Regions from separate parts of the Homo sapiens genome. Here region 2 is linked to region 1. Evidence: chromatin loops called from intact Hi-C (ENCODE). Cell type or tissue: psoas muscle. All regions are shown on one strand.

The links. Peaks named below come from ENCODE experiments on the same cell type or tissue, not always from the same donor. Only the 100,000 strongest peaks of a DNase experiment are listed, where the experiment ranks them.
Region 2: it touches region 1 in a loop (2.9-fold over the local background); 8 of 110 quality-filtered maps call a loop at or near these places.

The regions. Positions count from the first base shown.
Region 1 is chr9:100,471,586-100,474,085 of GRCh38, forward strand. The region is part of intron 1 of MSANTD3-TMEFF1 (MSANTD3-TMEFF1 readthrough); the gene reads left to right. TMEFF1 (transmembrane protein with EGF like and two follistatin like domains 1) reads left to right here and starts at 1,564. Exons shown (of 10, transcript NM_003692.5): 1 at 1,564-2,155. The coding sequence starts at 1,960. LOC124902237 (a long non-coding RNA gene) reads right to left here and starts at 1,305. Exons shown (of 3, transcript XR_007061702.1): 1 at 1,218-1,305; 2 at 792-922. RefSeq lists silencers at 1,380-1,539, 1,820-1,879, 2,190-2,349. In psoas muscle, no CTCF peak of the experiment used is centred here; DNase peaks (open chromatin) are centred at 1,456 and 2,006; H3K4me3 peaks cover 1,762 bases.
Region 2 is chr9:100,594,382-100,596,881 of GRCh38, forward strand. No RefSeq gene overlaps it. Among named protein-coding and RNA genes, the nearest start is that of CAVIN4, 18 kb to the left of the region's middle. In psoas muscle, a CTCF peak has its summit at 1,414 (motif pointing left); no DNase peak of the experiment used is centred here.

The DNA.
Region 1 (2,500 bases):
TTGCTAAAGAGTAAACATATTTTAAAGGTTTTTTGATACATAGTCAAATTGCCCTCCTAAAATGTATAAATTAGTAGTGCTCAGTCTGCCAATTCTTTTAACTCTTGTTAATCATCCAAAGGGAAAATAATTGTGTGTGCGTGTGTGTGTGTGATGGAGTTTCGCTCTTGTTGCCCAAGCTGGAGTGAAATAGTGCAATCTCTGCTCACTGCAACCTCTACCTCCCGGGTTCAAGCGATTCTCCTGCCTCAGCCTCCTAAGTAGCTGGGATTATAGGCGTTACAGGTGCGCGCCACCATGCCTGGCTAATTTTTTCTATTTTTAGTAGAAACGGGGTTTCACCATGTTAGCCAGGTTGGTTTCGAACTCCTGCCCTCAGGTGATCCGCCCACCTCGGCCTCTAAAAGTGCTGGGATTACAGGTGTGAGCCACTGCCCCTGGCCAGAGTTTTGTGGTTTTAATCTTTTATTACTAGTGGGTTCAAATCTGTTTTCATGTATTTATTGTCTGTACTTTTTGTGAATAAGAGTCAAGCTTCCTATTTTTCTATTATGTTAACTTTTTCTTCTTGACATATAACTTTATATTAAGTATATTGTCTCATATTTGCACTGAAGACATTTTTCCTAATGTGGCTTTGCTTGCGGTGGCTTTTCACACATTTCTTAATTTTATGAATCAAATTGATCAGTTTTTCAATGAGACTTAAAATTCCTTCTGGGGTGGGATGCAATATAATAGAATGAAAAAGGCAGAGGACTTTCACACAATTCAGTCCATGATCTTAGTACCTATGTCTAGTTATCACCTAGCAGGATGTGGTAGGAAGAGCACTGGACTGGGAGTCAGATCACCTTGCCTCTCTGGGTCCCTACTTCCTCATCTGTAGAATGGAGATAAGAACGAAAACTCCCTCCGAGGCCTGTAAAAAAATAATTGAAGAGAATGCACATAAAGAGCTTTCACCAGGCCTTGTATATTAGAAAATCCTCTCTGAATCTCAGCTTTTGTTAGGGGGAGAGGGCAACACAGACTTTTGTAAAACTATTTTCACTCACTTGTATGTGAGTCTACGGGAATGAGGTGGGGATGAGGAACCTAGAAATCTAACCATTCACCCAACATCTCTGAGAACTGCATGGCTAGAGTCAGAACTTGGGCTCCCATCCTGGTCCTGCCCATTTCTTGGTATGCAACCTTGGACAAGTCACCTTTACCTCTTCCGTGACTCAGTTTCTTCCACCTAAAAACTATTATAGATATATGACAGACCACCTGCCCTCATTCCCAGCCCTGCTGCTGGGCGAAGGAAACGCTTCAAAAACAGCTCACAAAGGGCGGCAAACAAGTCTGCTACGGTGCAGCCTACCGCCGAGGGGTGGCCCCAACCCCGGCCCCCGCGCCCCTGCCCTGTCGCAGGAACAATAGCTCCCCTGGAGGCGGCGCCGGCCGCGGCCGGGGGCGGAGCTGTCGGCGCGGGAGCTGGGGGTGTGCGCGGGGCGGGGTCGCAGCCACCCCTCCCGCCGGCGGCTCCGTCACGCGCCCCTCACCGGGCGGGCCGGGGTCTTTGTGACGCGGTGGCAACGGCCACGGACACAAAGGGAAGGCGAGGAGGCGAGCAAGAGGCTGGGCCTGCCTCCGGCCCGCGACCCCCGCCCGCCGCGCGCGCGCCCGCCCGCTCCCCTCGCCGCGGTGTCCCCCACGCCGGCTCGCACCCTCGCGCGCACCCTTGCGCGCCCGCGACCCTCGCACGCGCCCGGACCCGCCGACTCCGTCCCGAGCGCCGCGGGCCCGGGCCTGGCGGACGCTGCGGGTGGGGCGGGGATGCTGACGGGCTGCTCCCCGGCTCAGCGGCGCGGCTGCTAGGAGGCACCGAGGCAGCGGCGGGGCTCTGGGCGCGCGGCTGGATGCCCCCGGCCTGCGGCTCCCTGCGCTTCCCGCCGTCCAGGGGCACCAGTCATGGGCGCCGCAGCCGCTGAGGCGCCGCTCCGGCTGCCTGCCGCGCCTCCGCTCGCCTTCTGCTGCTACACGTCGGTGCTTCTGCTCTTCGCCTTCTCTCTGCCCGGGAGCCGCGCGTCCAACCAGCCCCCGGGTGGTGGCGGCGGCAGCGGCGGGGACTGTCCCGGCGGCAAAGGCAAGAGCATCAACTGCTCAGGTAGGACCGGTCGGAGCCGGCCCTAGGTCTTCCCACCCCTCCGTTGCCGCCTCCCTCGTGGTCCCTGCGGTCGGCCGGGCTGGGAAAGACCCCGTCGTGGGGGTCCCAGGGGTGGGCCCGAGGGTGAGCGAGGGCGGAGGGCAGGGCGCGAGCGTGCGGTGTGGCTTTGGGACCGGCGCTGGGGATGGGAGTGGCCGTGGGTGCGTCCGAGTGTGTCGAGTGGCTGGGCGAGGGCGGCCCGGCGTGTGGGGAGGCGGTGGGGCCGGGGCCGGGGCCGGCGAGGCTGAGCGGCCGGCCGGGGCTCCCGGTGTGGTCGTGGGTGTGCTCGCGGGAGCGTGTGTTTGT
Region 2 (2,500 bases), 120 kb after region 1:
TTTTCTGAGAGTCTCACTCTGTCGCCCAGGCTGGAGTGCAGTGGCGCAATCTTGGCTTACTGCAAGCTCCGCCTCCCGGGGTCATGCCATTCTCCTGCCTCAGCCTCCCGAGTAGCTGGGACTACAGGTGCCCGCCACCATGCCCAGCTAATTTTTTGTATTTTTAGTAGAGACAGGGTTTCACCGTGTTAGCCAGGATGGTCTCGATCTCCTGACCTCGTAATCCGCCCTCCTTGGCCTTCCAAAGTGCTGGGATTACAGGCATGAGCTACCGTGCCCGGCTTTTTTTTTTTTTTTTTTTTTTTTTTTAAGGCGGGGCTTGCTCTGTTGCCCAGGCTGGATTGCAATGGTGCAATCATAGCTCACTATAGCTTCCATCTCCTAAGCTCAAGTGATCCTCCCACCTCAGCCTCCCAAGTAGCTGGGACCGCTGGGACCACAGGCACATGCCCACCATGCCTGGCTATTTTTTTTTTCTTTATTTTTAATAGAGATGAGGTCCACTATGTTGCCCAGGCTGGTCTCACATTCCTGAGCTCAAGCAATCCTCCCTCCTTGGCCTCCCAAAGTGCTGAGATTACAGTCATGAACCACCACACCTGGCCCAAATATCTCTCTCTTTGTAAAGCCTTTTAAAATTGTGTGTGCATTCTCTCTGAGATTCTGTAAGTGCAAAGGACTTACTGTGTTTCTCATTAATAAGATAATAGGTATTTAATAAGTATCTACTGAATGAAAACAAATGAATGCCTCTTTGAACTATGGCCTCTTCTCTGAATATCTTTGAATTAGGATCATTTATTTGATGAGTATTTTTTTGAGCACCTCATGTAAGCCTGGCACTCTTCTGGGAGTAAAGTAGTGAACAGAGCCCTTGCTTTCAGAGATTCCAGAGAAAGACTAGTAACTAGCAAATATAGTTATGTTAGGTGGTGATAAGTGCTGTGAAGAAGAAGTCAGGTAAGGGGGCAGGGCATTATGAGTGGGGGTGGTGCAGGCTGCCACTATTTTAGAAAGGGTGTCTGGGAAGGCCTCTGGTAAGGTGACCAGAATGTTTGAATCTGATAGTCAATCATTCAGGTGTTTCTAGGAAGAGTTTCAGTTGTGTTCAGGAGACAGTGTGGTTGAAATGGGTGAGGTGGGAAATGTGGGAGCAGTGGGGTGTCACAGGCTGTTCTAAGGACTTTGGGTTTTACTCTGAATAAGAAGGGGACCCATGGGAACGTGTTAATAAGAACGACATGATCCAATTTATTGTATTTATACTCATTGAAAAAATCCAGCCATTGTGTTCATACAAAAAGCTAACTACAGTTCCTGCCTTAGTTTACACTGCAAAGGAAATCACCCAAACTCCCAAGAGTTTTCCATTCCATGTCCGCTCCCCAAGCCTCACTGCAGCTCAAGGCTGACATCTAGTGGATATTTTCATAATTGTTTATGCACAGGCAGTTTGGAACCTATCCACTGTTGATTAAGAATAGAGGGGGAGGTTTAACATAGAAAATGACAAACTGGATGATTAGTAGAATACTATAGTGGATTTGCCTCTGTTTTTCTTTGGCTCTTATTCAGGTAAATTTACATTTATCTAGCATATATTAGCATGTATTAATTAGAACTGGGTTCAGCTGCCAGAGATTAGAGCATCAAAATCATGGGTTGGTAAGGAGGAGAAAAAGTATCAGGTGGGATGAGCCAGGAGAAAGTGTCCTGGTTCTAGTGGTGGCCCTCAAAAGGTAGCTGTGGTTTGTTGTATGGTGTTAAGGGTGTGTGTATTCCAAACCTGTGCTTGCATCAGGTTGGCATTGATTTACAAAGGGAGTCTACTGCGAAGGGCATGGTGGAATGAAGTTGAAGGCAGCATGGAGATACTGAAAGTTGTGAAGTTGAGTGTTTCCAAAAGCTTAGGTGGGGTATTTCAATGTACAATCAAGAGCTTTAGCTTTATAACTGGAAAATTGGCTTGTGTCTGCCATTTACTGACTGTGAGAACTTGGGCAAATTATATTATCTGAACCCAGTTTCTAAATAGTACCCACCTAAAGGTGTTATATTAAGCCAGATATTTTATGGAAAGCACTTAGCAAACTTAGCATTTAGTAAGCAGTCAAAAATAGGTGTTATTGTTTAGAGGGACTACAAGTAGCCTCTAGAGATAGAGAAGGAGGCTATTGTAATAGTGGTATCTGCATTGCATTTTTTTTTTTGCCCCTAGCATTTAACATTAACAGAATTTAACTTGAAACCATTTTGTAGATGTATATGATCCATTTTATCGACTTTGATTGTGGGCAGTTGCATATTCTGCTTAACTAAGACATAGCATTTTTACTACACAGAGATCACAATCATCCAGTGGCTTTCATAACTTTTAGGAAAAAAAGGCTCAAATATGAGCTCTGCAAGATCTGGCTCCTGCGTGCCTAACTTCATCCTCATCTCTTATTCTTCCTCCTCAGTTTCTGCATTCCAGAGACTGGCCTCTCAGGTCCTCCAA